Linked DNA regions of Homo sapiens: all the other regions are linked to region 1. The links are chromatin loops, found by intact Hi-C in ENCODE. Cell type or tissue: PC-9. All regions are shown on one strand. Links, peaks and the distances in the headings refer to the core of each region. The heading gives the core; the rest is flanking DNA. Region 1 has its middle 81 kb from the start of VWDE. Region 2 overlaps THSD7A (thrombospondin type 1 domain containing 7A). Region 3 overlaps THSD7A (thrombospondin type 1 domain containing 7A). Region 4 overlaps LOC105375156 (a long non-coding RNA gene). Region 5 overlaps TMEM106B (transmembrane protein 106B).

Region 1 (6,705 bases), core at 1,085-6,084:
ATACATTTTCCTTCTCTGATGAAGTAGATGAGATATTTATAAACAGCAGTAAAGCAAGTGTGCTAAAATCACTAATATGTAATGTTGAATAAGAAATAAGACTTATTCTCAGATGACTTCTATTTTTCACAGAACTCAGCCCTTAATTTCAGAAAACAGGCTGCACAAACTGACCTGTTTACAATTCTTGTCAAGTTTATTTCCTCCAGTTTTCAGTTTGCCTCACAAGGACCTCATCATGTAACACTTAAACTCTTTGATGATGTTGAAAATATGGGCAGCATCCTTGACACTCTATTTCCTTTAAACAGTCATGGCTTGTAATGGCCAGGACAAGTTTGCAGCAGACAGATATGTTGGATTGCTACCTATCCCTGGCAATGAAGAGTGGGAAACTACCCTCAGTTTTCCTAATTTTCTATCTTTTTTCTAACAGCCCCACTTTAGTGGAAACTGCCTCCCCTTTTCCAGGTGGGAGCCATCGAGTTAAGGTTTTTTTTTTTCTTCCTTTGATTCAACTCAATAGACATGGTGGTTAATTAAAAAGATACAGCATTCAAGACAAGAAGTGAGGCTGGGTTTAATGGGAGCCAGGAAGCAATCAAGAGACTCATTCTTTTCTCTTTCTGGACCTGCATGGATTGTCTCTTCTTGGCCTCTCTGTAAATCTTTAATTCTCTTTGCCCATTGCTGTTCTTTATTGATTTTCCTCAGGATTCAATGTAGCCAGCAGATCAATGTGATGATCTTTCTGTTCCAATTACTGCCACCCATTGACTAGAAGACATGACATTTAGTTCAAAAGTCTTGGCTGAGAAAAATCTCACAGAAATTGGTACCACTGGATGGGCGTGAACCAGTGACCATCCCTAGGCAATCAGCCCAGATCAGGGCCAGCAGAATCATGGCAGATGGAATTGGCTGTTTGCTAAGTTATGGTGAAGCTCATTATATTAGTTCATTTTCACACTGCTGATAAAGACGTACCTAAGACTGGGCAATTTACAAAAGAAAGAGGTTTAATGGACTCACAGTTCCACGTGGCTGAGGAGGTGTCACAGTCATGACCAAAGGTGTCTCACATGGCGGGAGACAAGAGAATGAGACCCAAGTGAAAGGGGTTTCCCCTTATAAAACTACCAGATCTCTTGAGACGTATTCACTACCATGAGAACAGTATGGGGGAAATCATCCCCATGATTCAATTATCTCCCACTGGATCCCTCCCATAACACAAGGGAGTTATGGGAGCTACAATTCAAGATGAGATTTGGATAGGGACACAGCCAAACCATATCATTCATGTTCTGAGTTGGGAAGGCAACAGTTCTAAATTCAGAAAGTTCTCAGAGCTTGGTTGTCAAAGATTTTCAATTTTTGCTTTATTTATTGAAGGCAGGTAAACTAAAACTACTATGGACAAATATTTCTGTCAAAAGACTGCTAGGTATGATAACCTCTTCACTCAGCATCCACTTTATTTTCATAATTATTCAATAGCACACCATAAAAATCAGAAGTGCTTTCCTGAGTGGAAGTAGATCAATTATGTGATTATCAATTAAATAAATTAAGTGGGGATAATTAGAAGAAAGAAAACCAAAATGTATTGAGCGTGATGCTAGGGATTTTAATTAACAATCTTTCAGACAATCAAGTTTTTGAGAGAAAAGATTTCTCTCTATTTTACAGATGACAACACCAAAGCCTAGAGAACTCCAATTGTTTCCTAAATACCCTGCTGCTTACACTTTGCCGTGATTGTATTTGAATGCATATCTGACACCAAGGCCTATTAACTACATGCTATCATCTATTTTTAGAAAAAGCCAAGAATGTTTAATGGCTCAAGATCACTTGATAATTTATTAAAGATATTTCTTTCCGCTTTTCAATCCACATTATGGGTTAATAAAAATATGCCTGTTAAAATGAGGTATTTAATTTATTTGTTGGACAAAAATATTTTGAAAAAAACTCACTTCAAGAAGAATTTGAGAATTACCAGTTTGTTTTGTTCTAGCTGTGGATATACATTTGTATGTGGAGAGGTGTCTGCGAAGAGCACCATGTAGAAATAGAACTGGAGGCAGGACAGCTGCAGGACACATTGCTGTGAGGCTTCAGAGTCAGGTGCACCTGGATTTTAATTCGATCCCAGATCCTGGCTCTAACTCACCACAGTTGTGTGTACTCGCACAGAGAACTTTACCTCCTTCTATACGTGAATTCCCTCATTTGTAAAATGGGGATAAAAAATATTTACATCATAAGAGTACTGTGTAATTTTAAATTTAAAATGAGATTATTATTGATATGCTGTGGCTCTGTGTGTGTCCCTATCCAAATTTCATCTCAAATTGTAATCCCCACTTGTCGAGGGAGGGACTTGGTAGAAGGTGGTTGGATCATGAAGGTGGTTTCCCCATGATGTTCTCGTCATAGTGAGTGAGTTCTCACGAGATCGAATGGTTTAAAAGTGTGGCACTTCCCCCACCCCGTCCTCTCCTGCTGCTGTGTGAAGAACGTGCTTGCTTCTCCTCCGCCTTTCGTCATGATTTTAAGTTTCCCGAGTCCTCTCAGCCATATGGAACTGTGAGTCAGTTAAACCTCTTTCTTTATAAATTAGCCAGTCTCACGTAGTTCTTCAGAGTGGTGTGAAAATGGGCTAATATAATTGCAAATAATTTTTCACAATGGTTGTTATCTAAATCCCCAACACATGCATTTTGTTATTTTTTGTTGTTGCTAAAGATGAATCAGTCATACCAGCTGAAGAAATGACAGGAAGACTTCTCTGTTTGGATTTTAGAGTTTTCCAATGATTACTATATGTTGGTAATTTTGTTCACTGATTAACTTTAAAAAGCACTAATTAAGATGTGAGATTAAAAACAAAATATGCAAACATGAACTTTAAATAAGCTCTGGCATACAAGTAGTGAGAACCAGACTAAGAAGGCTAAAGGTAGCTGGCATATAATGACTCAAATTGAGAGCTGAATGCGTGCCAAGCTGTGTTCTAAGTAGTTAACCAGGGTTAAGTTGATTCCCCTCCGTATTCACCTGTGTAGTTCTTTGGACTCTAGCCATCAGCCTCCAAAAAAGACCCTTTTGAACTTAGTGGGCCCTCGGCACTTTTGTCTTCACAGACCCCTCTCTCCATTTAAAAATATCAAAAAGTATATTTTATAACTGGGTTGATATAAAGATGAATACGTTAATATCATATATTAAAATAGTTTATTTGACCTAAAAGTTTTTTAATACTGATTTTAAAAGACATGAAACATTTTTGTGGGCCTTTAAAAATACTGTGGGCCATAGCCGATGTACCTCCCCCGCTGATCAAAATGGGGCCCTTCCTGGCAAGAGTATTGTAGTCTTAAGCATACCAGTTCAGAGACTACAGTACTCTTATCAACGGCCACTGCAGATGCTTTGAGAAAATAAAAGAAACGGAGGACAAAGCAGGTGGCATTCCAATTTATTTTTTTATTGTAAGGACAGACTTATACATCATTGTTGAAAGAATTTTAACCTGTTTTAAACTTCTGTAAAATTGTTTCTACTGCCAGATGAAATTAGCTTATTTTGCCTGCAGATGGTGCTAGATCCTCAGTTCCCAGGTAACACATTTTGATAAGAGAAAATATTAAATATTTAAGGCAAACATGACATTTTTCAAAAATAAAATTCTTCATAATTAATATGACATCAGTTTTTCCTGTGAGCCTAGAGTCTTAGTTATACCTGATAATCTCCAATAATTATAGCCACTTGTCTGAGAGCAGTTAAAAATTCTCATTGTGCTTGTAAAAGATACTACTTTCCTTCGAAGATTTGGTGACTTAACTGAATCCGTCTGAGATTAAAATTTCTCTGAGTAATATTAGGTTGGGCAGAAAACATTTTTTACTTCCTGTATACATTGAACTTGGAAAAAAACTGTGAAGATAGCCAGTACTTTCAAATATTTCAAGATTATGCCTTTTCCCCTGTCACTGAGAAATAGTAAGTCAATATGTAGCACACCCTGACAGAAAATAAAGTCTTTGTAAGGGATAATGTTTTCTTAAATATGCTTCTTCAGACAAAAACCATAAGTTTGTCTGAAGTAAGTGGATTTCTCCCAACTATATATCTGGACATGACTGTATCTAGAGAGTCTTTGATTAGAGACACTATGAGCTTAAGAACAATAATGAAACTTACTGGACATACACATTATAGTGAGAATTATCCCAATTTATTTTCTAATTTCATAGATGATATACAGGTGATGATAGATTAGACAAATAGGTATAGATACAATGTATATAAAGTAGATTCTATTATCAAACTTTAATCTTCCTCACCAAGGAATTGGTTATAATCCTCGATAATATGGTCAAGCGATATTGTTAGGGTCTAGTTTGGTTTCGTCTAAGATCTCAAGATAATCATCTGTACTTCCTTCAGTGTTTTGTTTTAATGCTGCCCAAGCTAAGAGGTTCCTTTCTTTGTTGAGGGCTCTGATTACTAAATGAAAGGAAATTCTTACGGCTTGTGTATGTGTCTTTAGGCACCAAGACCTGTCAATTATTTTTTGTGGACAACTTTGATGCTTCCTCCTACATTAGTTAATGGAGATGGTGACTGTGTGATACTTCATCTCCCTGATCTGTCTGCCTATTACATCAGCATTCTCTGATGATGCATTCTCACTGCTGGCTGATATTTTCTGAGGACTGTAGGAGGGGAGGATATTAGTTTTCAACCCTCTTCTTGTGAAAATAATCAATTATTCCTTGGGTTTTGACCTGAGATCTATCTCCCCATATCAAAGAGTCAAGCCATTTCCAGTGTAATGCCATAAAATACCCCGGCTGCAGCATTACAGATGAAGTAAATTAAACATTACAGACAAATATATTCTGACCACTCATTTCTAATAGTGATTGGCCTACATAGAAGACTTGAAGGATACTGGCTGGTTCAATCCAGGAAAATATTGCAAGGCAGCAACAGAGTTTGGTTTAACATGTGGGTACTTACATAAATCACAGGCAAATATTTTGAAAAATATACTTTTATTTTATTTTCATTTCTATAAAAGAAAAAATAACTAGAGGAAATGGAATTTTGTGCTACCAGAACAAAACCTAAATTGCTCACTTTGAGGGTTGTCTCTGGGCTGTCTGCCTGGCTCTGTGTGTGGAGCAAGGGTGAGATTTTTCTAGATCCATAGGGCTGAACCAAGAGGAGCAATGAACTAGAGAGGACAGAAGGTAGTTTCCAGTTAATGATCAAGTCCTGATGCATAATATGTTCAAAAAAACTTCCAGTCTTAGATTTGCACTAGAAAGGAAGAGGGTGACAAGGAATTTGTTGTTTTTTCTTCTCAAATGAGAGAACAGAGATCTCAGACAGAGTAATACCTGTCAGCACTGCTTGAGTGACTTATCTTCCAGCCACCGTTAAACCGAACAAGGAAATTTATATATCTCATTGTTTTGAGCACTATTGTTGTCTTCCAAGTGGGTAAATATTGAGTGTCCACCAAAATGCCAAAATTCATTTCTAACCTTTGTGGGTAGGCAGATTACAGGCTCTGCCAGTACCTGTTAGTAAGCAGCAGTGAGACAACTTGCTAGAAAAAGAATGTTAGATTTCCCCACCATCAGGGAATACTAAAATGATGAGCATGGTTAAAAATAAATGAGTAACCAGTTTTTAGCTTCTAATAGAACACTCATGCTGAAAATACACATGTAAGATTTTAACTAATTAGGCCTCAAGCTCTTTTTAAAAGCCACATTGCAATTAATTAAAATGACTGCTACTTATTTTTTAAAAAAACAAGGTAAATTTTTTATTATACCTACCAAACTGTCAGAGAAAGTAAACATGCTTAAACTCCCATATTACAGTTTTTGTTCTGAAATAGATAAACTATACAATCAACTTTATTTCTTTTTTCTCAAATTTATTTTTAATTGACATAAAAGTATATGTATTTGCCATGTATAACACGATTTGTAGTATATATATGTTGTGAAATGGTTAAATCTAGCTAACTAGTGAATGCATTACTTCATATAGTTGTATTTATGGTGAGAACACATAACATCCACCTTCTTAGCTTTTTTCTTATTTTTAAGTTGCTCATTTGAGTTGAAGTTGGCCTGAATACTTCAGCTAATATTGAACAATAATTGAATTAGATTAACAAATACAAATTAAAATCAAGATGTGTAACCTTTGAGGACCAAACTTGAGTTATTTCCCCTTTAAGAGCAGTGCTATAAAAGGAGACCGATCAGTGGAAATTTAGAAATAGCCATTTAAGAGAGACAATGCTTAGAGTAAAATTCTATCTCCAAAAACATTTATTGTAGCATGGTTTTTAATATTAAAATTTAAAAATAAATTATATGTGATAAATTAACAATTATAAAATAATAAAATGTTAAGTGATCATTAATAGAAAAATAGTTATATCATTATATTTCAAGCCATGAGATTTCTATATAGCCAATAAAACAATCATTAATGTAGAGCTATATCTTATATTGTATGAAGATGACTATGTTAGATGAAAAGATGAGAGAAATATTTCCAGACAATAAATATAGTATACTCCAATTTAAAAATGCATATGTTTTCATATGATGGGGCTCAGAAAACAGTATTTTAAAATGAAGGCCTCCGCAGCAGCCTCAG
Region 2 (6,567 bases), core at 1,568-6,567, 950 kb after region 1:
CTTGATCAATTGCTTTAATTTATGAATTGTCCTTGTAAGAAACTCAAAATACTGCTTTGTGTGTGTGTGTTTAATAATAACTTCAGTGTGGCCAATTAACTGCGATTGCCTTGCAATGACTAACTGCTTTTCTGTGACAATTTTTCTATGAGTATTTTGTGATTATAATATTGAGAGAAACACAGACAATTAGCAATAGGCGCCTGTGATTAAATTCCAGAGAATCATCAGTTCCATAAATAAAGAAAAAATTTTGTTTTGCTAAAATTCTGTTAAACTGAACAAGTATAGTTTGAAAATAGGAGCTTCCTTCACGTCACCAATGTTTTTTATGACATCTATTTCCATCTTAAAACCTCACTTGAGACAAATTAGGCACAGTTGGTACTACACTTGAAAATAAACGAGATAAACAGCTGTAATATCAAGTTAAAACCATAGTGCAAAACAAATGATTTCGTAGATACATTTGTTTTCTTCTCTATATCCAAAAAACACCATGAATTAGCAGAAATTGTGACTTTTCTGAAAAAGAAATATGCATTATTTAAAGAAAACATTTATTTAACATAAAGAGCTGAAGAGTTATTTCAAAGTACGTGAAAACTATTGTTTTGAATCTCCAAGAAAGAATTTTAACTTGAAATGAAATCAGCTTTTCAATTGCTGGACTTGGATTCATGTGCTCCTGACAGAAAAAGCTTGTGTGCAATTAGTATTTTCAAAATAGCAGCTATAAAATCATTCTTTCAACAAATGCTTGTTGAATACCTGCTGAGTACCAGGCACTGAGCTAGCTCCCCTGGGTAAAAAGGGCCTGGAGTCACTACATAAGGTGGTCAAGGTTAACCAAATATTTCACAGTCAACCACTGACAGAAAAATTCCTGGGATTCCCAAGGTGGTTCAAGATTCAAAGACAAGTCACTAACCACAGTGTATTTTCATCATAGCAAAATATATTATTTGTCAAAACATGATTTTCTGTTCCGCAGGGGGCTGCTTGGTGATGAGCCAGCCTGATGCCGACAGGTCTTGTAACCCACCGTGTAGTCAACCCCACTCGTACTGTAGCGAGGTATGTGAAAATTCATCAGGGCAGACAAGCCAGCTCCATCATGTGTCACCCCACTGTCTCTTATGCAGTTTATCTTCCTCCAAAGAAAGCATGTCTTGAGGCATAAAAATCCCATTTTAGACATCTCCTTTTATCAATCTAAAAAGTCCTGACTTCACTTGCTTTCACCTTTAGAATACATTTTCATATAATGCCAAAAGTATGTTTCTTTGTAGTTAAAAATAATAGAGGAATTATGTATAGTAATTCCCAAAACAAACCTTGTTTAAAGCCTTCTCTTCAAGTCAGGTCTGTTAGACTTCCAAAGATTCCTTGCATGGCTAGTATAAATCTTCTTGTTCTCCTGCAGACAAAAACATGCCATTGTGAAGAAGGGTACACTGAAGTCATGTCTTCTAACAGCACCCTTGAGCAATGCACACTTATCCCCGTGGTGGTATTACCCACCATGGAGGACAAAAGAGGAGATGTGAAAACCAGTCGGGCTGTACATCCAACCCAACCCTCCAGTAACCCAGCAGGACGGGGAAGGACCTGGTTTCTACAGCCATTTGGGCCAGGTGAACTGACTAGACTAGTGTTGAAAGAGAAACCTTTAGTTCTTTTAGGCAATGCCAAAGGATTAAAAAAGTGAGCAAAGCATTTTTATATGAGCTATTGATTATTTTATCTACATGCATTTATTCTGATAGTGCCATCTATTCTTCAATTTTTTACTATCATTATGGAAAATAACTCATGTTTGAAGTTCAGAGAAATGAAATTACATTCTTCTGAGAAAAAATTTTGGATCAATATAATTCAATTCAATTCCAGTCCAAAAATTACAAGTATAATTAATTTCAAATTGAACAAAGTTAGAAACATGAATTTTAAAAAATGTGTTGTCATTCAGAACTAGGATAAAGGAGACTATAAAGACATTCCAGAATTTTTCATTTGATCATAGGAACAGTAATAGTTTGACCCTTAAATAAAAACATCACTAATGCAGTTCTGTGCCAGGGCACACGTGGTAGCTAGACCAGTTTCTATTAGCCCTAAAAGTCAGCATACTCAAATACTTGGAATCTGTACTAGTGCCAGATAAACAGGGAGACAATGGAGCCTTCCCTTCTGGATAGGATGATCCAAATTTGTTTTCACATTCACAGACAGCTCTTAATGTATCTGGTAATAAATGCAAAGCCAATACAGGCAAATGCTTGAATACCTCATGATATGCTATTCTCTACTCTGCACACTTTCCCTCCTCAGTTGGATTTCATCATATGCTCATCCCTAGAACTAACCTGGTGCTTGAAAATGTGCTACATGGATTATAAAGCAGCTAATATGCCACTTTTTCTCACAACCTGGAAGAACTACTAGTCTATGAAGTAATCTCCAGGCAGAGCCAGGCATAGTCTACTTTAAAATGCCATTAGAAACATGAGAAAAGATGGAAGGAATCTGCATAGCTAGCACATCTCCATTTCTATGCATTAAGTCTGAATACTTTCCCTTATTGGAGAATAAATATTGGATTTTTAAGATATTTTAAGTGTTTGGGTGATTTGCTTTTAATCACATTATTCCTGCTTTAATTGGCTTATTTAGCTGATAGTATGATTTATTTTGCAAAGCTGACTTATCTGTGTAAGCATGGGAAACTCTTCCCTCAGTGTTTAAGACAATGGACTAGCAGACAACCAGTAGCAATTTTGACCTTCACTAAGAATTGAAGCAGATCTCCTCAGATCAAAACCAGTCCTTTTGAAAAAAAAAAGAATATTATTGTCATTATTTTAAATTTTATATATAGTTTCCCCAAAGTTAAAATTTTAAAATATTTAAAAGGTGCATGTTCTGAAAACTTAGATATTCTTTGATTTTGAAAAACCCCAAAAAACATTTGTTGAAGAAACTCTCAACAGAGATCCTCAATCGTGGAACAGCTCTTTTGATTCTAAACTGAGCTCAAATTTAAAAAATGAAAGCTTTAGGATTAGAAAGAAAGGATATTTAGAATATTAATTGAGTTTATTCCCAGCAAATGAACCTCTAACTTGATCTAACTCCGGGCAAAAAAATTCCACAGTACCAATTTCCATTTGATGCCTTTCAAATATTGAATAAACCAGAGTCTGTGTGAGGTCAATTTTGCCCAATCTATAATTTTAACACTAAGATCAAATATTTAATTGCAACAGAAAATATATGTTGATGTGAGGATCAAATTAAATTAGCCAATATCATTAATAACATCTTGTGCTTGAAGTTTATTCGGAGCATAGAACTGAGGAGTTCAAAGATGAGACCAGAAACCCAAATTACAAAAGTTCCTGTTATGTCTGATTCCATATAATAGAAAAGGTAGAAAAAAAATTATTTATAGATCCTTTTATATGTTAACCAAACCAGTTGTTTTTGAAAATGACATTGTCAGCCAATTTTAAAACACATTGTAAGTGCAGACTAGATAAAAGATTATTAATTCCATAAAATCTTAAATATATTCACTTTCATTTTACCTGGAATAAAAATGACAAAGTTTTTGTTTAAATACCTATATGCATTAACTCGAGTTTGTAGAAACTTTCTTAAAATTGCATTTTTCATCTTTTCTTCTCATTGCAATTCTCAAAATACACTGAAAATCAGAAGAGAATGTTTATATAGCATTACACATGTATTGAGTTTGAAGTAAAATTGAGATGAAAGGCAGCTGAAGTTTAGCCAAAGAAACTTGAAATCTGAAGTCAAACATTTATAATTTTTCAGTTCAGTTTTCCTTGATAGCTTATCTTTAATGAAGCAGAATCTAACTCATAATAGCAGCTTTGCATTAATCATTAACTGTGCTGAAGCAATAATTCTTTTCGGGTTTTGAAAGAAATTGGTCATATATGACTGATCATTGGTCATAGTTAAAGACTGCCTCATGTATACCAGACTAATGTAAATTAATAACTAATATCCATTCTTCTTAGATGGGAGACTAAAGACCTGGGTTTACGGTGTAGCAGCTGGGGCATTTGTGTTACTCATCTTTATTGTCTCCATGATTTATCTAGCTTGGTGAGTGTTTAAATAATTAAAAATCCAAAGAGATACTTAATCGTAACACAGAAACAGCAAACTAATGTCTCAAATAAGTACTCTACATTTATCTGGTGTTCACATGAATTTCTAAATAAACATGGCTTTAGTCCTAGATGGGCTAAAAGCTACCAAATCTGAGCCATTTCGTTTCTAAAGATGAGCAAGAGCTTGCTGCAGGTCATCTTCTCGAGTATGTTCTCTTGCATACTTTCAAGAAAATATTGCTTTGTACTCAATATGGTGAACTGTAGATTTTTATATTGAATTACTAATGGAGGAAGATATTACAGTAATACCTAATCATATTCAAGTATCTTCTAAAACATGTATAATTTATAAATTATGCATTATTTATAAAGGTTTCTGGCCAAATGAAAATGACCCTACTATGATTTTATTTCTGTTGTTAATACTAAAAGAATCCCACTTGGATAATTTATCTTTTGTAGGGTAGTGAAACACTTGAAGTTTACTTAGAGTTTATTCAAAGCATAAAACTGAAATTCAAGATCAGAAAATCAAATTCTAAGGTAGATAGACTTTAGGCAACGCAGGCAACGAGGCAATTTCAGTTTATCAATTTGCTTTTACTTTTTTTTCGCTTAAAGCAATCAAATTTACAATTAGAAACTGATTTTCTTTCTCCTAATTCCGAATTTTTTTACAGCAAAAAGCCAAAGAAACCCCAAAGAAGGCAAAACAACCGACTGAAACCTTTAACCTTAGCCTATGATGGAGATGCCGACATGTAACATATAACTTTTCCTGGCAACAACCAGTTTCGGCTTTCTGACTTCATAGATGTCCAGAGGCCACAACAAATGTATCCAAACTGTGTGGATTAAAATATATTTTAATTTTTAAAAATGGCATCATAAAGACAAGAGTGAAAATCATACTGCCACTGGAGATATTTAAGACAGTACCACTTATATACAGACCATCAACCGTGAGAATTATAGGAGATTTAGCTGAATACATGCTGCATTCTGAAAGTTTTATGTCATCTTTTCTGAAATCTACCGACTGAAAAACCACTTTCATCTCTAAAAAATAATGGTGGAATTGGCCAGTTAGGATGCCTGATACAAGACCGTCTGCAGTGTTAATCCATAAAACTTCCTAGCATGAAGAGTTTCTACCAAGATCTCCACAATACTATGGTCAAATTAACATGTGTACTCAGTTGAATGACACACATTATGTCAGATTATGTACTTGCTAATAAGCAATTTTAACAATGCATAACAAATAAACTCTAAGCTAAGCAGAAAATCCACTGAATAAATTCAGCATCTTGGTGGTCGATGGTAGATTTTATTGACCTGCATTTCAGAGACAAAGCCTCTTTTTTAAGACTTCTTGTCTCTCTCCAAAGTAAGAATGCTGGACAAGTACTAGTGTCTTAGAAGAACGAGTCCTCAAGTTCAGTATTTTATAGTGGTAATTGTCTGGAAAACTAATTTACTTGTGTTAATACAATACGTTTCTACTTTCCCTGATTTTCAAACTGGTTGCCTGCATCTTTTTTGCTATATGGAAGGCACATTTTTGCACTATATTAGTGCAGCACGATAGGCGCTTAACCAGTATTGCCATAGAAACTGCCTCTTTTCATGTGGGATGAAGACATCTGTGCCAAGAGTGGCATGAAGACATTTGCAAGTTCTTGTATCCTGAAGAGAGTAAAGTTCAGTTTGGATGGCAGCAAGATGAAATCAGCTATTACACCTGCTGTACACACACTTCCTCATCACTGCAGCCATTGTGAAATTGACAACATGGCGGTAATTTAAGTGTTGAAGTCCCTAACCCCTTAACCCTCTAAAAGGTGGATTCCTCTAGTTGGTTTGTAATTGTTCTTTGAAGGCTGTTTATGACTAGATTTTTATATTTGTTATCTTTGTTAAGAAAAAAAAAGAAAAAGGAACTGGATGTCTTTTTAATTTTGAGCAGATGGAGAAAATAAATAATGTATCAATGACCTTTGTAACTAAAGGAAATCAAAATTATATGTTGATTTTTCTTTCTCTCTGATTTCCCAGTTTCAGATTGAATGTCTGTCTTGCAGGCAGTTATTTCAAAATCCATAGTCTTTTGCCTTTCTCACTGGCAAAATTTGAAGCAATCTCTCTCTTCAATGTATGATTTCAAAACTAAAATTTTAAAAGAGAAGAATAAATATCTTATCCAAGACTTCATTGCATATCTAGAGCAAGAGTGGCAAACTTTTTCTGTAAAGGACTATATAGAAAATATTTTCCACAAGGTCTATGTTGCAACTTCTCAACTTTGCCATTCTGCTAATGCAATCTTAGTAAATAAAAGAATGAACATAACTGTTTTCCTATATAACTTCCCTTACAAAAACAGCCAGTAGGCCACCTTTGCAGGTCATATTTTGCT
Region 3 (6,705 bases), core at 1,042-6,041, 890 kb after region 1:
ATTAAAGATCTATATAAATGGAAATGAATTCCATGTGTCTGAATTAAGACGGCAGTGCTTCCAAGTTGATCAACAAATTTGACACAATTCCTATCAAAATCCTAGCTGCAATTTTTTGCAGAAATTGACAGTCTAATTCTAAAATGCATATAGAAGTTTGACTCAAAATAGCCAAACCTATCTTTAAAAGGAAAAACGAAATAGGAAGACTCACACTTCTGGATTTCAATACTTGCTTCAAAGTTACAGTAGTCAAGACTATGTGGTACTATCATGAAACTAGACATGGAGATAAATGGAATAGAATTTACAGTTCAAAAATAAATCGTTACACTGTGGTCAACTGATTTTCAACAAGGGTGCCACAACAATTAGGAAAGAACAGGTTTTTTCAACAACTGAAGACAGGATAACTCAATAACCACATGCAAAAGAATGAAGTTGGACCCCTACCTTTTATCATAAACAAAAATTCACTCAAAATGAAACATACACCTAAATATAAGAGCTAAAACTATTAAATTCTCTTGAGAAAACAACTATAAACCTAGATGACCTTGACTTTGGTAGTGGATTCCTAGATATAATACCAAAGCACTAACAACCAAGGAAAAAAGATAAACTGGACTTCATTGACATTTAAAACTTTTGTTCTTCAAACAACACCAAAATTTTAGAGACAATAACAAGTTTGACAAGAATTCATAGAAATTGGAACATGCGTGCATATCTGGTGGAGTATAAAGTGCTGCAGTCATTTTGGAAAACAGTTTGACACTTCCTGAAAAAGCTAAGTGAGTTACCACATAACTGAGCAATTTCACTGTAATGTATATATTCAAGGGAATTGAAAATGTATGCCCACACAGAAGCTTGTAAACAAATGTTCATAGCAGCATTATTCATGATAGACAAAAAGTGAAAACTCAAATGTCCATTAACTGATGAGTGGATAAACAATGTGAAATGTCCATACAATGAAATATTATTCAATCATAGAAAGGACTGAAGAACTGATACATGCTATAACATAAATGAACCTTGAAAACATTATACTAAGTGAAAGAAGCCAAGCCAGGCATGGTGGTTCACACCTGTAATCCCAATATTTTGGGAGGCCAAGGATCACTTGAGGCCAGAAGTTCCAGACCAACCTGAGCAACACCGTAACACCTCATCTCTATAAAATATATATATATATGAAAATTCGCCTGGCATGGTGGTGGGCACCCTTAGTCCCAGCTCAGCTACTTAAGAGGCTGAGGTAGGAGGATCTCTTGAGTGCAGGAGGTCAAGGCTGCAGTGAGCTATGATGACACCACTGCACTCCAGCCTGGGTGACAGAGTGAGACATCTCTAAAACAAAAAAGAAATAAGATCACATAATGTTTTACTTCATTTATATGAAATGTCTAGATTAGGCAAATTCATAGAGATAGAAAGTAGATTCATGGTTGTCAGGGGATGAGGAAGGGGAAAGTAGGAAGTGGCTGCCAGTAACCATAGGGTTTATTTTTGGAGTAAAACAAATGTTCTAAAATTAGATGGTGATGATGGTTGCACAACGCAGCAAACATACTGAAAACCAAAACATGGGGTTATTTTTATGGAATATGAATTATATCTCCATAAATTTTTAAAAATCTACCTAGAGTTGCCTAGTATCAATTGTTTACATTATAATCATTGTCAAAATCGAATCTCTGCTGTTGAGATAAAATGGCAAGGCAGAGTGTTTTCTTGTACCAAGAACACCTTCTCTCCACATTCAGACTATTATAGAGGACAACCGTGCGTTTCATTCTTGACTAGAGGAATTTTGCTGTTTTCACATGTTTGCCTTGAGAATAATAGTGTTTAATTGATATTGTGAAATGGCAAGTTTGTAGTTAAGAAGTATTGAAAGAAAATACTCCCATTTCCCAAAACAAATCTGTGCACTATTAATCGAATTGGTTGGATGATTTGATGGAATGAGTACTGGATTAGACCTCAGAAAACTTTTCCCTGTCTCTTACTGTGTAACCTTGGACTCAGTCAGTCATCGCTCTGCATTTGTTTTCTTACCTGCCTGTTAGAATGTCAATACTTGCACAATTCATACATAAGATTTTCAAGAGAATCAAATGGATATAAGATGTGAAGATGCTCTGAAAGTGACAGCATGTAAAACATGAGACATTACTTAACATCCTGCATTTTTCTTCAGACTTGATTTTCAAAGAAGGAGAAACGCAAGATGCTAAGTTAAATGGTTCCTTTTGGGTATTGAGTGAAAGGGACTGGGATTTCTTAAGAAAGAACGTTGCATGGACTCAGAACCCTGAACTTGTGTGACATTAACAGATAGGGTTTTATAGAAAACTGTTATAATTTTTTAATGTATCATTCTGTCAGCATGAGAATGATATGGCAGCAGACAGGTTATTGTCAATTAAACACGAGCTGTCAGTCAGAAATGTTGAAATATGGTGAGCATGAATCCTAAGCAGATCACATGGCAGCTGCTCAACTGTTATTTTAACAGAGTCACTGTATGTATGTGACATTTCCCTGCAGAATTTAATTCAAGTCCCTTACAACAGAGACACCTCTGCATTTGCATGCTGCTGTCAAGTCAGTCTTGGACCTTCTAAATGACCTAGAATAGTGGGTGGTAATGGGAGAGTGACAGGTGGAGGAGATGATTCTTGTCTCATTTTCCTCTACTCAGGTTACATTGAGGAGGCCTGCATCATCCCCTGCCCCTCAGACTGCAAGCTCAGTGAGTGGTCCAACTGGTCGCGCTGCAGCAAGTCCTGTGGGAGTGGTGTGAAGGTTCGTTCTAAATGGCTGCGTGAAAAACCATATAATGGAGGAAGGCCTTGCCCCAAACTGGACCATGTCAACCAGGTATTTTCTATCATTGACAGTGTTAAGATATTGTTGAGATTCACAATGATCTGATTTTTTCTCCAAAATGGAGAAGAGGAAATAATAGCTATTGAATAAAAAATTGACCCATTTTTACCATTAGAATGCCTGAATAAATACATACATGTTATTAAAATTTCAAATTAGACATATCTGTATTCTCTGGAGATTCCATACCTTGCAAGTATATATGAATATGTATGTAATTCAATGGGGAGAAAAATGACACCTATCTTTGAAATAATGTCAAGGTATTTAATCTGTCATAAGATTGTATCTAACATGTAGGCTGAGATTATCTCATTCTTATAGTTTCCCCAAACTGTCAGAAAAGACATCTCAATTACCAAATGCTTAAATTAAAATCAAAGAAATAATATGGGTTTTGGTCTAAAATTAGGAAAAATATATACTGTTTATTTAAATGTGTTTGATATAAAACAAACTGAGAAAAAGAAATACAAAGATGGCCTCAAAATCACTGTAAGTATGCTATCAATTTAGTCATTGACCATTTTCAATTTTATTTGGAACTCTGACTTTTGATGCATTCTTTCTTACCTGCTGTTAATAGTTGTCGTTCTGTTCTATTAGAGATAAAAAGAAAAAGCCTAATGGAGGAATTGTGACTGATTTAAATGGAATGTAACATAATCAGACAATTATTACCATGTTTGGCCTATAAGTGAATTAGCAAAGAATAATTTCATTTATTATGTGTGGGTGTTAAGTTGTGTATTTGAATTTAAATCACAATCAAATGAATCAAGTCCTTAAATATGTAGAATTGTTTCATACATACATAGACTCATTTTAATCTCTAAACACACTGCTTACCTGTATACATACTTTCCTTCCCAGATTAACATAACTTTGTTCATAATAAAAGTACATTGTAGAGAAAACAGAAAGAACCTTGGAATTAAGTAAATTAAGATGAAGATCGTGAAGAATTAAATTCTATAAAAAGTACTCTAAAGAGTCTTGATTGTTCCCCAAGTGAAGTTGCTGATTTTATCTTTATGTGCAATGGAGGGTAAATAACACACTCCCTTGCTGCCATCTACTGGTAGTTTAGCTTCCATGTCACAGAGCATTTTGCATTTCTAAGATGCTAAGGAAATTTCCAAAGAAAATTCAGTTCAGCAACTATAATTATATAACTGCAAAACAGAAAAACTGAACTAAAATGTTTATAATACAAAAGAATATTTCTCTACAAATTTTGAAACCTTGAATTTTCAGTAGCAAATTTAAATAAATTATATATGACTCCCAATCCTAATAAAGAGAAATTCTACACATACTCATACCTATTTCACTTTAGCGTGTATGTGTACACCCAGTCAGATATGCAATTAAAATCTGTGTTTTCCTCAGATTTTCCTTAAGTGAATTTCCAAAGGTTCAAAACCTCAGGCCAAGTTGTCTTTGCTATTCCTAGTGTTTGGCCTAAACCATTTGTCACTTTCCAACTCTAATATATTCTGATGCAGTTTGATAAGGGTATTGTGACTTGGTATCGGTTGACTGAAGGCTTACTGAGACATTAACAACTGAAAAATCAAAGCTAAAACAAATAATAAATTTTTGAACATTTGAGCCTAAATGTTCTGCATAAAAATAGAAACTTCTATGAATTTGTGTATTAAGAAATTTAGGGAAAATAAAAATGTAAAGTTTTGTGTTAATGTTGAAAATTGTAAATCACATAGGTGTTTACTACAATTATATGTTCCTCAGTAAAATAATCAGAAGCATTGGCTTGAAAACAGTCTCTGAGTTTCTATTTTTCTAGCTGAGGAAGGAAGTACTCAAATCCTCATTTTCTACAAAACAGATGAACTGATTAAGGTAAATCAACGGATAGATCAATCTATAAATATACTGATAGACAACAGTACATTGACAAGTTGGATCACAAGTTATTTGCATCATATATCAATTTCCCATGCTATGTATTGTGAGGTCAACTCCATTTTCTAAGATTTCTCCATCCTGCCCATCTAATTTTCTCATTGGCTCTGCTATTTACAATACCCATTTGTGTATCTTACTTTTTAACATTAATAAGTAGTTGTGTATTATCTCCTGAGACCTAAGAAAAATGTTCTAATATTTTACCAAAAAAGTAGGTTTTTACATGTAAGTAATAATACTTGAAACTTACCATGTGTTCTTCTCATAGCATACTGACATTTTCACCTACCTTATTTCTCTCCCTTTTCATCATTCCTGTTGAACACCACTCCAGGCACAGGTAAGAACTCTTAAACCTCATGCTTTTTGATAGAATCCTTCTTTTCTTAAATTTCCTGATTTCTGAGAATACATTTCTCTTCTTGCTTTGTCTTTTATGTTTTACAGGGAGAAAATGTCATATTTTCCATTAAAGAATTTTTTTCTATAACTGTTTTATTTTTCTTTTCTATCATAGTTACCTGTGTTCCTACATTTCATATCCCTCATTGTAATATCAAGGACTGAGGTGAACAAGAGTTGGGGAGAACAAGTTTCACTTCGCTAATCTCGACAGGCAGTGACACCCATTATTAATGGTCTTGTGCTTTTCAGAGGGAGAAGGAAAAAGTGCAAGTGGACTGAAAATGGGTGGGTTGGAGATTGTTCTGAACTGATGGGTATTCACTTCAGTACAGGAGTTTAAAATAAAAGCCATCAAAGGATTAAGAAGAAGAGCATTTCTCCTTCAGTTTTTCTTTTCACTGCAAGTTGTAGGGTAATGTTTTATCCTGTGCTATTTAGTTCTATTTTTAATACAGCAACTAAATGTGAATATAATCACTTATGGCAATAATTGCAGAATTTGACTCCAACAGTGCATTTTTTTTTTAATGTTTTTTTTTTTTATTATACTCTAAGTTTTAGGGTACATGTGCACATTGTGCAGGTTAGTTACATATGTATACATGTGCCATGCTGGTGCGCTGCACCCACTAACGTGTCATCTAGCATTTTTTTATTCCTCTTTGAGACAGGTCCACTTTATTCATTTTACTTAGGTTTTTAGTTCACTAAAATTGGCACAAAAGAATGGCTGCAAAGGGCTATTTAAATCTATCTTTTCTAGAATTCATTACATAAAAAGCTATAGTTTCTCTCTTCCCTTTCTCTCTCTCTTGCTCTCTGTCTCTGTCTCTCAGTGTGTGTGTGTGTGTGTGTGTGTGTGTGTGTGTAAAATAAGGGATAGAGTTGGACTATCACAGATTAGAAAAATACTTTCAAAGAATTTTATTTAATGCTTGAGTCAGCTTGGTTGCAATGGATTAAGTGCCATTTATTTCCTTTATTTAGTCATTCTTCTCATTGAAAAAAGAACATAATTGGTTCATTGTACTAAAAAAAAACCTGAAACCAAGCATACCACCCCAAATGTGGGACTGAAAGGCTTTATGGACCCTGGAGCAGAGACAATTTGCCTTGTTTCATGTGGCCCTCACTGCTTGGGCTTGTACACCAATATCAGACTTTGCTTCCAAGCCTTAAATGATTGAGGATTAGTTTTAAGATGGCTTTATTTCATATTGTTTATCTTTTTAATTTAGTTTCCCATATGATACACACCAAAAATCTAAATTCTCATCATTATTTATAGTTATCTGGAAAATAGGCCAAATTATATTTATTTGGAAAACAGCTATGTTTTATACTTATTTGATTCATCAATCCTCATCCTTCATTCAATCATTCTGCAAATCCCTATTGAGTACCTAACATGTGAGCACCCTGGGCTAGTATTGAAGTCACACAAAACTGTAAATGACACAGATGGTC
Region 4 (6,705 bases), core at 951-5,950, 170 kb before region 1:
TTATTTGACAGGGTCTTGCTCTGCCGCCCAGGCTAGAGTGCAATAGCACAATCTCGGCTCACTCCAACCTCCTGGGATCAAGCAATTCTCTCACCTCAGTCCCCAAGTAGCTGGGATTACAGGCATGTGCCACCATGTCTGGCTAGTTTTTGTGTTTTTTGTAGAGATGGTTTTTTGCCATGTGACCCAGGCTGGTTTCAAACTCCTGGGCTCAAGTTATCCACCCACCTCGGCCTCCCAAAGTGCTGGGATTATAGGCATGAGCCACCGCACCAGTGTGGATTTTGTAGATTTAAACAGATATCCTAAGTGATGTCAGATACTGCAAAACACATTTTTCTTTCCTAAAGTAAGACTATTCAAGATCCTTAAAGAGCAGAATCAGTTCACATCTAGCAAGAGCTTTCAAGAGTAAACAGAGACCTGTTTTACTTTTGACTTCAAGGCATTTGATGCTGTCATACTCCAGACAAAATTCTTAGTTGGAAAGAAGTTAAGATACCTGTTGTTGAACATTTGTTCACTGGGATTTGGCTGTCAGCAACCTCCTCAACATTCTTTCTGGGAGTGAGTTTAGTACTCCTGAGAGTTGAAAAATATTTCTGTTTTGTAAAAAAATTGAGACTTTGGATTGTGTTTATGTATGCATATGCATGCCAACTCAATTTGCATCTTATGATCTACCAATCTGAAATCAAAAGCAATGTAAGACCATAACCAGTATTGCTGGGGACATTGCTATGACAGACAGTTTCAACATAAAATTTGAATCTCTTTGAAAAATACTTAAATGTCCTTAAAGCCAAATTATTTTATTGTTTCAATTCTTGAACTAAATCAAGATACTTTTTCTTGTTTAAAGCAGGTGCTTCCCAATGACTTGGGTAGAGAGATTAAAAGAACTACCTTGGTCAGCCAAATGAAGTCTTAGTATTTTTTTTATTTCTAAAATGTAACTATACTCCAGTGCAAGTATTGTTACTTAAATGTATTACCATCGCAGTAGTTTTAAGCATATAAGTCGTGAAAAAAAGACATATCCCACCCATCCAACATCAAAATTAGTGCCTCACTTGTCCTGGGGGTCAGACACTGGCAGAAAATTACCAGAGAGAGGGTGAGTCAGCATACAAAACCCAAGTAAGTCCATTGAATCTAAATCAAGGAAAGAAATAGTTCACATTGTTCTTCTTCTTCATAGTTTCTTTTTGAGGCAGAGAATTCTTCTAAATGATTGTTGGAACTTAGAATTACTCAAGATTATTATAACCGAGTGGCCAGAGGGATATGCTGCCATTATGTCCTTCAGCATAAAGAACTGGTGACTTCTGTAAGGTAAACTAAATGTCATATTTGTCATGAAGGCAGCAAAATAAGAAATAAAGAAGCAAAAGAATGTTATCACTGTTTTTAATGCATTTATATGGGCTTCTGTGTTGGCATTTCTAAAGCCATGAGATCCATGTTGCATCCGATGAGTGTGCTTGTAAAGAGAGATGAGTAACATAGAAGTGCACATCACAAATATGGCTAGAGGAAATATTAATGCCAAGTTGACAAGAAGCACTTCACTAATTTTCTTTATCTTTGTTTTACTCTTTTTTAGTGTGGTGTTTCTGAGGGCATCCTCTTCCACATTTTTAGCGTAATCTACCTCGACACACAGATGCAATGCTCACAGAGGCCAGAACGCTTCCCAGAAGCAGCCAAGGTATTAACTTTGGGATCCTGAATTTCAACCAAAGAAAACAGGACTGAGTGAAGCCTGAAATCTTGAGGCAGTAAAATACAGAAAGGCAAGTGGCAAACCATAGGCTGATAGAGCTAAAAAACATCCAAAGGAACATCATTGCTGCACCATAAATTATTTTGACGTAAAGGAGTGGAAAGAACACAGAGAAAAAACTTTGTACCATTAACACCATCTGCAGACCAAATCTAGACATCCCTATGCACATTAAGAGGATTTGAATTGGCATTAGCTTTCTATGTTTGATCAATTCATTACAGTTAACAATGATAAGAAATCCATTTACTGTGATCCCTGTGAAGAATTCTGCTGACATCATGATAATATGAAGAATAGCTGAAAAAGACAAGGCCATGTTTTCTAAGTAAGACAAGTCTTAGCTTTTCCTTGTAGATGGTCCTGAATACTTCCTCCAGATGATCTTGCAAATGGGAACATACAGCACCGAGAAGTCTCAACTTCTGCCAGCTTCTGTATCATGGGTAGAGCCTTACACTAGCTTTTCCTCTAAGGAAGAAAATCAGAGACTACTTTTTGAATCTGGTGCTCTTCAGATGAAACTGGAGCAATGCAAATCTGAAGATATGAATGATGGCTAGGTCTTCCAATTACATCCTGAGAAAAATTGCTCCCTTGGCACCATTCCATTCTCACTCTTGCTCAATTTTGAAAAAAAAAAATCTGATTGCAAGTATGTTTTGCTTTGGTTATTGATGTTTTGTTTTTGTCTTTTATTTTTTCCTAATGCTAAATGCTGCATCCTGAAGACAGATACTTATTTCCTATTACTGCCACAAATATCCAGTCTCAAAGATAGCTCTTTCCCCGGCACACTGTTTGACTTATAATAATTTCAAGACACTTTAATAAAATTTCCCCTCCCCATATCCTATCCCTACTAAAGGCAATTTCCTTTCCAGACTTGAAAATCAGTTCCTGGAATATAACTTTTTAATAAAAATCTTCCTTCCCCTGAAATATATCCTGTTTTCATGGCCTTCTTGATACAATGTTGACCTTATGAATAGCAAACCAGAGTTATAAAAGTAGTGCATAATTAATTCACATGATGACATCGTCCTGGGCTCTTGTTTACAAGCATCATTTCAAAAAGTAGATGATGTAAAAGCTATTAACTACCAGCAGAGGGCATAATTATCATGTTAAAGTGAGCATCATCCCTCTATTATGATTACAAGCAGGTAATAATACAACCTTGCTGAACTTCAGTTACATCAGAAGTAAAATGTAAATAGACCACTACTTTGTAGAATAAGATATGGTGCTCAAAGTGCTAAGTTCCTGGTTGGGTGATACTAACCACTCAAAAAATGTTAGCTATTAATATTATTAAATATCTGTCCTCATATTGTGCTTACCACAGCAAGAAAATAACCATTCTATATAGAAATATTTTCAAAAAAAGGCTAAATATAAGATTGTGATAGTATGGAAAATTTCAAAAATGAAAGAACTGGACTTACTACCCACTGTTTACACCAATCATGGCTTTTAGAGATCCCCTCAGGGTCTTCCATGAAATGTACATCCACTAGCTATTGAAAGCAAATGTCGATGCCACCTGTCACTTTCTCCTGCCAGCTTCATTACTTCCCCACCCATCTTCTACACATCACTGCTGTCCAAAATGCAGCAATATTGGTCCTATCCATATCTCTTCTAAAATTCTAGTTTTATGTCCTACATAGCAATTTTGCCTGTGGTTTTTTGTCTTGGCTTTTCTTCTTAATAAACCCTGACTTTGCCCAGCAAATAGTATTTGTCTTGCCCTCTAGCCTCCTGAAGGCATTCCCGCTTCTAGATACAGGTGAAGAAACTTCGGCTCCAATCCAAGCCCTAGACCAGTATCATGACTATGAGGTGAATGAAAAATAAGTGCGATCTGCATAGTTTATAACTTAATGTCCTAAGTTACCTCTCTGAGATTAGTTATATATATTAAGTGTTTACATTTAAAAGGATCTACTGAGTTTTCAAATACTGTAGACCTATACGGAATTCTGCTTCTTAGTTAAAATAAAAGTTCAATCAATCTCAGTTTTCCGTTTTTCAAAAATTCTGTTTCCGTTAATGTTTTATTATGAATGTGTTTCATTAAATAAACTTGCTGAGTTAAAGACACTTGAGCAAATGAGGGGAAACAATGCATATAAATAACCATCCAGATGATATATACATGCCAAATTATTAATAATGATGTAATGTGACTAAAAATCTTGAAATGTATACTGACTATTGGGGTAATCTTTTTCATGACAGATGTCCCTTGCTTTTTGTCTATACTGTTACAAGCCATTATGAAAATGATATTTTAATATGCCCCAATACTTCTTATTCTAGTGCAACAATAAGAATTCTTTTATATTGCAAATATCTTCACCATAATAGCCAGCATTTGGGTATTCCTTTTCTATGGTCTTTTCTTTCAAATTTCCAGGGCAAACTAGGGCAATAAAAGGTAGTCAAATATACGGAAACTCTTCTTAGCCAAAGCAAAAAACCAAAAAAAAAAAAACCAATCAAACCCCCTCCACACATATTGATTTAATTAAGATTAATTTCTCTGAAAATAATACTTTACAAGAAACATTTCATTGTTAAAATTGCACTTTCTTACAACAGCTACCTCAGAATGCATATATGGTATGAATATAACTTTTAAGCAATTCTTTTTGAATTTCACTTCTTAGATAAATACATAATTTATAAGCTATAATTTATCCTCATTGAATGTCCAAGGGCTTTATATTTTTTTTTTGCTGAGCTGTTTCAAACCACTCTGCCTTTGTCACATTCATAAAGGTGCAGCTGGCCATATGGGCTGTTGGCTAAATGATTCTGCAATGAGATTTGAATTTATCTAGAACTTGTTTCATTCTGAAATCCTGGATTCAGGCTCTCATTTGGCTCCCTATATACATCATTTAATTGAAGAAAAAGCTTGACTTTTCCAATAACTATTCTAAAAGTATAATTGACAGTAAGCTACAATTTAGTTAGTTTGTATTTGCATTTGTGATTTTCCTGTCATATGTGGACTGTTTTGCATTTGCCATGATTGAATCTCATTTTGGAAGCAGAGTTTTAATGAAGAGCTCTTTCTCAGATATAGGAAATTTAATGGTGAGTTGTACTGTCTTGAAGTTACTAATTCATAGTCTTGTTAGAGATTTGGGAAAGGCAGTGGCCAAATGAAGATAGATGGTTTTCAAATTAAGCAATGTTTGAAAGTTTTATGAAAATAACATATTTCTTTTTAAAGAAACATAATATCTATCAGGGGCACTGAATATTTATAATTCACTAAACTAAATTTCAGCTTAGTCACCTTCCAATCAATATGTATTCTTCTAAATGGTCACATGATACTTGAGAATTGGCATACTTCCAGTAGAGGGTTTCTTGTATTTTCTTTGAAAAATGTGGTAACAGAGTTTTCTGATTCTAAGACGATGGGATAATGTTTATAAATTAGTTGGCAAATTGGAATATACTTTAAATATTGATATTATGACCTGGTGTTTCCCATGCTAGAGAGCTGCTTGTTTGGTTCTTATTGGTTATAACTGCACAAGTATTTAAAAATTTTAAACAAGTACATTGACTTGTTCTACATGCCAGTGATGAGGCTAAGTACTTTATAGGTCACTTAAAGGAGACTGAATCTGTTTTCATATTTTCAGTTGAAAATACTTTTGTTTGCAATTTTTCCGCTACGCTGGCTTTGCTATTGAAGTTTTGCAGAGAGAATTGGCTTTAAAGACTCAATCCTTTATTGGTCCAAATTAATCTGCTGGATTCGTTTAATTCCTTGAAAAACACTCAAAATATTTTTTAGCCTTCTGTAAAGAACTAACCCAAAATTTCACTTACATTCTGTTTTGTTGTTATTATGTGGTCACAGGAAATAAATGGAGGAGTTTATATGGTTTAAAAAGACACCCTGGTCACACATTGGTTTACTCTCTCCTTGCTGAGATCAGACGCCAGGCACTGGAGAAACTGCATTTTGAAGGCCGTGAACATATCTTCATTTTTCTAAAGGATCAGTGTAGTCTTACTTTTATTTGAGTTTATTTCAGTATTCTAATAGGTTGTCTCTATGGATTTCAATCTCAAAGACAGACTTGTAAAATTTAATCCCTGACTTCTCTTCCCAAGTTTCTAGAATAACAACATTAAGTATCAGGTGGATGAAAAATCCAAATACAGTGATCATCAGGCTCATATTCCAAGCTGCCAAAATTATTCCCCAAATTATTTCACTTAATTTTTTGAATTTTCTGTTATTTGTAGAAAAAAGAGTTATCTCTGTTGCAGAGATAGGAAACTAGTCTTGAGATGTTAGGTAACTTACCTAAATTTAATCAGAAAATACATGACAGAAGCAGAAATGTTTTGATCTCCATATACACAAATGGATACTTCTTAGAGATATGTTAAATTGCACTCATGAAGTTAGTCTCTGAAAAAAAAGGAGGTGTATAAATTAAATTATAAAAATTATGGATACTTGATAATTACATTTTGATTTGACAATAATTTATCAGTTTATTTGCTGTAATATTAGAAAAGTAGTTTTATTCTTAAAATGTTCAAGAAATTATTCTACACACTACTATCTTTTAATTCTTACCACAAAATTACAATATTATCCGATATGCAGAACATAATGAAGTACACAGAATGAAGCTGAAGGAGAGTGCAAATACAAATTTGAATACAGGTGATGTGACTCTATCCAGAGCCCACAATGTTGACTAAAATGCTATTGTATGTTAGATTGAAATACTTTGCTCCATCAAAATAGTTTTAAAAATGTAAAATCAATGGAAAAAAATCACTGTTTAATGGCTTCAATCTTTTCCTTCCCTATATACAGAAATAGGAAAAACATAAATTTAATACATTGTCTAGGAGATTATTCATAAACT
Region 5 (6,705 bases), core at 873-5,872, 78 kb after region 1:
CCACCACGCCTGGCTAATTTTTTGTATTTTTTAGTAGAGATGGGGTTTCACTGTGTTAGCCAGGATGGTCTCGATCTCCTGACCTCATGATACACTCGCCTCGGCCTCCCAAAGTGCTGGGATTACAGGCGTGAGCCACCACACCCGGCCATTTATATGCATTTCTTATTTGATTTATTTTGAAATACTTTACTACTGCTACTATAGTGAACTTTTTGGTATTTTATTATAATTGGTTATTAATGTAATATCGGAAAGTTACTTTTGTGTGCTAATATTCAATTCAGATACTTTATGAACTGTTTGAACAGTTTTTCAGTTGTTCCTCTTGAAATACTATATGTGTAAACAAAGGAGGTACCCTTTCTTCCTTCCCATTCTTTATCCTTATAATCCATATCTGTGGCCACCCATTCCCTACCCAGAAATCCTCTCAGATGGGACTGTGGAGAACAATAAAGTGAGACTTTCTCAGAGAGTAGAACTAGAACTGTCAACTTGACTAAACAAAGAACACAATTCACTTCTAGGGTAAGGATTCCATGTAGTTCTGGCCCAGTAATACTTGATATGTGCCATGCAGTAGTAATTTTGTGTAATTCCCATCTCTCCCCTGTTACATGGCGCATTATTGCAGCCATCTTTATTTGCTTGTGTTGAGAGAAAATAATTGTTCATTAGCATATAGGTCACCAGAAAATGAGAAGCTAATTCTAGACCTCATGGAAAGGACTCCCTAATCCCTAAAGAGCCTAGGCTTTAAACTGCATGCTGAAATTGAATGAGGCTTTGGAACTACCTGGGGTTTATTTAATTTTATTCTCACCTATTCATTCCCCCACCTTCACCATTTTTGTGAAAGTATGAATAATTTATTTTTTCTGTTTGTGGTCTTTTGGCTGTGATACATGACATACTTTCTTTGATATGTAACCTTGGTCATTTGAATCTAAGTGATATACGGTCTTCAAAGGTTTCTCTCTCACCAGCCTAGCTGTATGCATATATTGAATTTTTTCTAGTGTTTTTAGGGTTTCCATGCTGAGAAGGTCTTTCTAGACATCTACGCCACCACAATGCTAGAAAAAGAAGTCCTGATTTTTGGAATCGAATTTTAGTAATCTTTGCTTTATTATCATAGGCTTTTCTCTATTGTCAGGTTTTGCTGGGGACAATTTTCTTTTTTGTGGGACAGTTTTGTTGCTTTTTAAAATTTTTCTAGTTTTGTGAGTTGAAATATAGATTAGATATTTTCAATCTCTCTCATTTTCTAACGAATGCATTTAGGCTATATTTTTTCCTGTCTGTCACTTGGCTATATCTGAAGTTTTTGAAATGTAATGACCTGAATTAGTTCTAAATGAACTATTTTAATGTCCTCTTTGTCTTGAGTTACAAACCTTTTAAATTTCTAGCTTTATGCAATGTTATTATTATTCCTAGTTGTATTACATTCAAGCGAGTGGAAGTTACTTATGCAATAGTATATAGTAATATAGTTTATATTAGTATATATATTTATATTAACATATGTTAGCAAGATATAGTAATATAACAGTATACAGCAATGGTCTGACAAAATTGTATGTGTATTTGAAAAGAACGTGCACTCTGGTTTGGGTTAAACATCTCCATACATAACTAATGGATCAAAGACCATTAAATTTTGTACTTAAATCTTCAATATTCTGACCTTTTTGTTTCAGAGGAACAAGTAAATCTCCTATTAACACGGTTTACTTATCATTTTCTGTTTGTAATATCACTTTTTGCTTTCTATATTTTGGAGTTATTTTGTTTGCTATAACTCCTGTCGTTTTGCCCAGAGATGATCCCACTGTGGCATTTCCCATGGGCTCTCTCCTCCTCCCAGCCCCACCCTTACAGGCATGTAGCCTCGTTTCCATCTTTTAGAATACTGTTGTCCGATGTATTACCTTCTCTCTTTAATATAATCCTGTCTTTTTCTTTTTTCAGTTGCTAGTCAATTGGAAATACCTCTTGTTGTTTTAGGGTAGAGGTATTCCTTTTTTTAAAAAAAATAGTTTGAGTAAAGAATATATACTGTAGAATATGTTCAATCTAATATGTTAAAATTTGAAATGCCTATTTATTCATGCAAATATTTCAGATAAAAAATTCCTAAAAAAAGTTGTTTGGTTGAGGCATGTATATTTGAAATTGAGAGATAATGAAAAATTATTTTCCAGTGAGGATATAGTCAGCCTTCTACCAAAAGAGTACACAATTGAGACCACTTCCACACATTTGTCATTAGTGATTGATATAAATCTTTTAAATATTTTCTAATCTCAAAAAAATTGCATTTTATTTGCATTAATTTTGAGTTCAAGTATAAATTCCTACTTGTACACTTTGATTAAAAGTGATATCTGGTTGGGCACAGTGGCTAATGCCTATAATCTGAGCACTTTAGGAGGCTGAGGCAGGAGGACCACTGGAGCCCTGCAGCTTGAGCTGCGGTAACATAGTGAAACCCCATCTCTACAAAAAAAAAAAAAAAAAAAAAAAAAAATTAGCTAGGAATGGTGGCACATACATGTAGTCCCAGCTACTTGGGAAACTGAAGTGGGAGGACTGCTTGAGTCTGGGAGTTTGAGGCTGCAGTAAGCTGTGATTGTGTCACTGTACTCCAATCTAGGTGACAGAGCAAGACCCTGTCTCAAAAATAAAAGTTTAAAAATTGATCTCTAAAACAAACGGATTGAATTACAAAGGGTGAGTTTGTGTTAGTCTTTTCTTTTAAAAAACTTAATCATAAGATCATAAACTTATGAGTAAGCTAAAAATCAAGTGGGCCAAATAATCAGATGATTACATTACCTATGACATGAAATAGAAAATACTGCTCATAAAAAGAATAAACAGAAATGTTTACTGGGCTGCCTTAATGTTTCAACTTTTCAGCCACAAAATAACTTAGACTTTCAAAATAAAGAAAGATATATCTGTTATATTTACACTAGTCTGAGTCCCAGTTAATTCTGGATACAGCCAACTGGACTGGGTAAATGTCTCTTCAACTCAACTGGAATACTCTTAGAATGAACTGTCTAAACATTTAAATAGGTAGTTTGTAAAAAAATTGAAAGTGGCAGGTTGCTGCCAGTATTTTATCTACAGCTCTAGATAAAGTAAATAAAAATGCTTACCACTGAGAGCAGGTGTCCTTGAATACTGTACTGCTAGAATTGAGAAGTGAAAAAAGGATTTGAACAATGCTTCCAGCACCTAAAATCATGCTGCTTTAAAAACGCACCCTATCTAAAGTCATTTTGGCTTTCCCGAAATCAGTATGCCTGTATACTCATAACTGGTATATAAGATGACCATTCAGGCAAGTCAGTTTTATCTTACTATTGTTTGAATTAAGATAAATATTTATGTTTTAAAAATTATATACCTTCAATAAGTCATAAAAGGATAAAAGCAGATCTAAGTTAAAACCCGGATTTGACTTGAAAAATTAAGTAAATAATAGTATAGTCTATTCCAATCAAAGCTTAGGAAATATGTCACAAAGTACTTTCTGTCAGAGTTAATAGGATTAACAAAGAGAGATTATTTTATCACCTCCTTAGAGTACAGGGCTTCCCAACATTTGTCCTCATGCCATTCACAGAAAACATTTGCTCAGCCCATTAGGACAAACCAATGAGGAAGCTCCCAGTCTGAGATGACCAGCCACTCCAGGACTTATGTGGCCACCAGAGGGCTGGCACGCCTGCAACCCATTGTAGTACAATGACTGGAAAGTTCTGCTTAGACTCTTCATGATCTTCCTTACCCTGTATCCCGTTCTCCCAGCCCCTCAAAATGCTATAGTTGTACTGCAGCTCTGTTCTCCATTGTAGTACTGTAACAGATAATGAAAAATAGAAGAGGGTAATGTGTAGGCGAGATAAAGGGGATGAAACAGTGTATTTTTGGCCAGTAAACTGTCTTATTTTGAGTTTGAGACTGTATACTTTCATCATTGTATCCCCTACAATCAAACACAATGCCGTGTGTATAGTTGTTGCTTATAGTTGACTGGATTGAAACTTTGGGTACCCATCACCACACCATTTTGAGTTCTTGCAATTCTAAGTGTCATAATTAGATCTTTAAATATACTTGGAAAAAGATGATAATAATTTCATAAAGGGAGATTGTGGTACTACTTACATAATATTTTGCCTTTAATAAGTCTTATGATGATAAAATCCAGCCTAAGTTAAAACCTAAGTAGTGTGGATCAAAAATAAAACAATGTACCATTTTCCCAACATTGTTAATGAGTTAGTTTTTAGATTGAAAGAGCAAGTCAAAGTTTAAACCCCAAGTTGAACTAACCCTCAGTTTTTAAACTGTAAAAAGGAAAATAGCAACAATAGTACAATAGTACATACCTCGTAAGGCTGTATATATTATAAAAAAAAATGCCTAAAGAATGCTTGTTATAGTGCCTGACACGGAGAAAACTCTTAACATTTTATCTATTACTTAGTACATCAACTTTATTCCATTGAACACATTAGCTCCTGAAATAACTTTTCAGTTTGTTATATCTCTTAACAGGTATTAAGTAAGTTCAAAGACTATAGAGTACTACAGCATTTTTAAAAAATATGTCAATGTATGGCTTTGTGTGAGCTGAACAAATTTTCCCTGATATAAATAGCACAACATGCTTTTCAAATTATCTTTTATTTCCATGAGAATGATACATTTCTTCTTAAAAATTAGTATCAAAATACATACTATTTAAATGAATTAATGTGATCGTTCATACAATCTTCTTCATACATTAAAATGTGAGGTTGACTTATAGTAGTCATATATATTAAGCCTGAACTGACTTTTTAATACAACAGTAATGTAATGGCCTCCTCTTCTTGAATCATGTGACAATGCCACTATTGAAATCACTAGTGGTAAAGTAACAATATTTATATAAATAAAAAACCTTGAAAATATTAAAGCTTTTTTAAAGATTCTGTAAAAATCTAATGATGTTATACGAAGTTCTTTTCAAGAACAAATGTTTGAGTGATAAGTAGTTGAGTCCTGCAGGAATTAATAACCAAGATTCCCTGTTCTCATGTTTACTATGTTCTAGTATAGGTACATAGGCAATAAATAAATCAGTAGATATGTATAATATTTTACATAGTGATAGGTCCTATGGAAAAGTTAAAAGTTATGAAAAGAATACAGAATTCTATGGTTCATAAGTATTGAAAATATTCACTTCTTTTTTTTAAACCAGATACAGGCTTACAAAATAGCCAGCTATTAACAGTATTTTAGGAAGGAAAAGAAGATACTCGTTGAAGAAGGTTATGTTTTGAAAGTATGTGTGACAAATGACATAAATATTCAAATAAGCATTTTTAGGAAATCCTTTAACTTGAAAAATACACAAGTTACCCAGTAAGGACACAATTAGATAATATCAGATGCATAAAAGTTTATATTTCAGTAAAACACTCTCTGTGAAAAATGTGATTTAACCTTAATCTTAACTTTACATAGGTTGTTACAGATATCAGTGTGGTCTCTGTTTAGATTTATTCTAAAATAAAAAAATGTTAACAAGTTATCAACAAGGCAGAAAACTTGAAACTTGATTTTGTTAAAGAAGGGTATTTTTTTTTTTTTTTTTTTTTTTTTTTTGAGACGGAGTCTCGCTCTGTCGCCCAGGCCGGACTGCGGACTGCAGTGGCGCAATCTCGGCTCGCTGCAAGCCCCGCTTCCCGGGTTCACGCCATTCTCCTGCCTCAGCCTCCCGAGTAGCTGGGACTACAGGCGCCCGCCACCGCGCCCGGCTAATTTTTTGTATTTTTAGTAGAGACGGGGTTTCACCTTGTTAGCCAGGATGGTCTCGATCTCTTGACCTCATGATCCACCCGCCTCGGCCTCCCAAAGTGCTGGGATTACAGGCGTGAGCCACCGTGCCCGGCCGGGTATTTTTTTTTAATTTAAGAATTAAGTACCTTACACTTCTCAAAAGAAGACATTTATGCAGCCAACAAACATGAAAAAAAGCTCATCATCACGGGTCATTACAGAAATGCAAATCAAAACCACAGTGAGAAACCATCTCACGCCAGTTAGAATGGCAATCATTAAGTCAGGAAACAACAGATGCTGGAGAGAATGTAGAGAAATAGGAAGCTTTTACACACTGTTGGTGGGAGTGTAAATTGCAACCATTGTGGAAGACAGTGTGGTGATTCCTCAAGGATCTAGAACCAGAAATACCATTTGACCCAGCAATCCCATTACTGGGTGTATACCCAAAAGATTATAAATCATTTTACTGTAAAGACACATACACACATATGTTTATTGCAGCACTGTTCACAATAGTAAAGACTTGGAACCAACCCAAATGTCCATCAATGATAGACTGGATAAAGAAAATGTGGCATATATACACCATGGAATACTATGCAGCCATAAAAAAGGATGAGTTCATGTCCTTTTCAGGGATATGGATGAAGCTGGAAACCATCATTCTCAGCAAACACACACAGGAACAGAAAACCAAACAGCACATGTTGCCACTCATAAGTGGGAGTTGAACAATGAGAACAGATGGACACAGGGAGGGGAACATCACACACTGGGGCCTTTTGTGGGGTAGGGGGCTAGGGGAGGGATAGCATTAGTAGAAATATCTAATGTAGATGACGGGTT

Evidence for each region. Hi-C counts contacts between places; a loop is a spot of excess contacts. Peaks named below come from ENCODE experiments on the same cell type or tissue, not always from the same donor. Only the 100,000 strongest peaks of a DNase experiment are listed, where the experiment ranks them.
Region 2: it touches region 1 in a loop (13-fold over the local background); 10 of 110 quality-filtered maps call a loop at or near these places.
Region 3: it touches region 1 in a loop (9-fold over the local background); 67 of 110 quality-filtered maps call a loop at or near these places.
Region 4: a loop joins it to region 1, with 3 times the contacts of the local background. A loop is called at or near these places in 9 of 110 quality-filtered maps.
Region 5: it touches region 1 in a loop (2.2-fold over the local background); 6 of 110 quality-filtered maps call a loop at or near these places.

The regions. Positions count from the first base shown.
Region 1 is chr7:12,319,384-12,326,088 of GRCh38, reverse strand. No RefSeq gene overlaps it. Among named protein-coding and RNA genes, the nearest start is that of VWDE, 81 kb to the left of the region's middle. In PC-9, for the core only: a CTCF peak has its summit at 3,618 (motif pointing right); no DNase peak of the experiment used is centred there; H3K27ac peaks cover 1,170 bases.
Region 2 is chr7:11,374,140-11,380,706 of GRCh38, reverse strand. It overlaps THSD7A (thrombospondin type 1 domain containing 7A), which reads left to right. Exons shown (of 28, transcript NM_015204.3): 25 at 995-1,077; 26 at 1,427-1,637; 27 at 4,050-4,137; 28 at 4,829-6,567. The coding sequence ends at 4,913. Among named protein-coding and RNA genes, the nearest start is that of PHF14, 400 kb to the right of the region's middle. In PC-9, for the core only: no CTCF peak of the experiment used is centred there; no DNase peak of the experiment used is centred there.
Region 3 is chr7:11,425,134-11,431,838 of GRCh38, reverse strand. It overlaps THSD7A (thrombospondin type 1 domain containing 7A), which reads left to right. Exons shown (of 28, transcript NM_015204.3): 14 at 2,714-2,892; 15 at 5,168-5,173. Among named protein-coding and RNA genes, the nearest start is that of THSD7A, 400 kb to the left of the region's middle. In PC-9, for the core only: CTCF peaks have their summits at 3,767 and 3,974 (motif pointing left); a DNase peak (open chromatin) is centred at 3,958.
Region 4 is chr7:12,486,495-12,493,199 of GRCh38, reverse strand. LOC105375156 (a long non-coding RNA gene) reads left to right here. Exons shown (of 8, transcript XR_001745093.2): 5 at 1,202-1,335; 6 at 1,607-1,711. It also overlaps a transcript of C7orf78 not described here and the pseudogene TAS2R2. Among named protein-coding and RNA genes, the nearest start is that of C7orf78, 15 kb to the left of the region's middle. In PC-9, for the core only: CTCF peaks have their summits at 2,722 and 2,925 (motif pointing right); a DNase peak (open chromatin) is centred at 2,869.
Region 5 is chr7:12,241,354-12,248,058 of GRCh38, reverse strand. It overlaps TMEM106B (transmembrane protein 106B), which reads right to left. Exons shown (of 8, transcript NM_001134232.2): 8 at 4,692-6,705. Among named protein-coding and RNA genes, the nearest start is that of TMEM106B, 33 kb to the right of the region's middle. In PC-9, for the core only: CTCF peaks have their summits at 3,512 and 3,714 (motif pointing right); no DNase peak of the experiment used is centred there.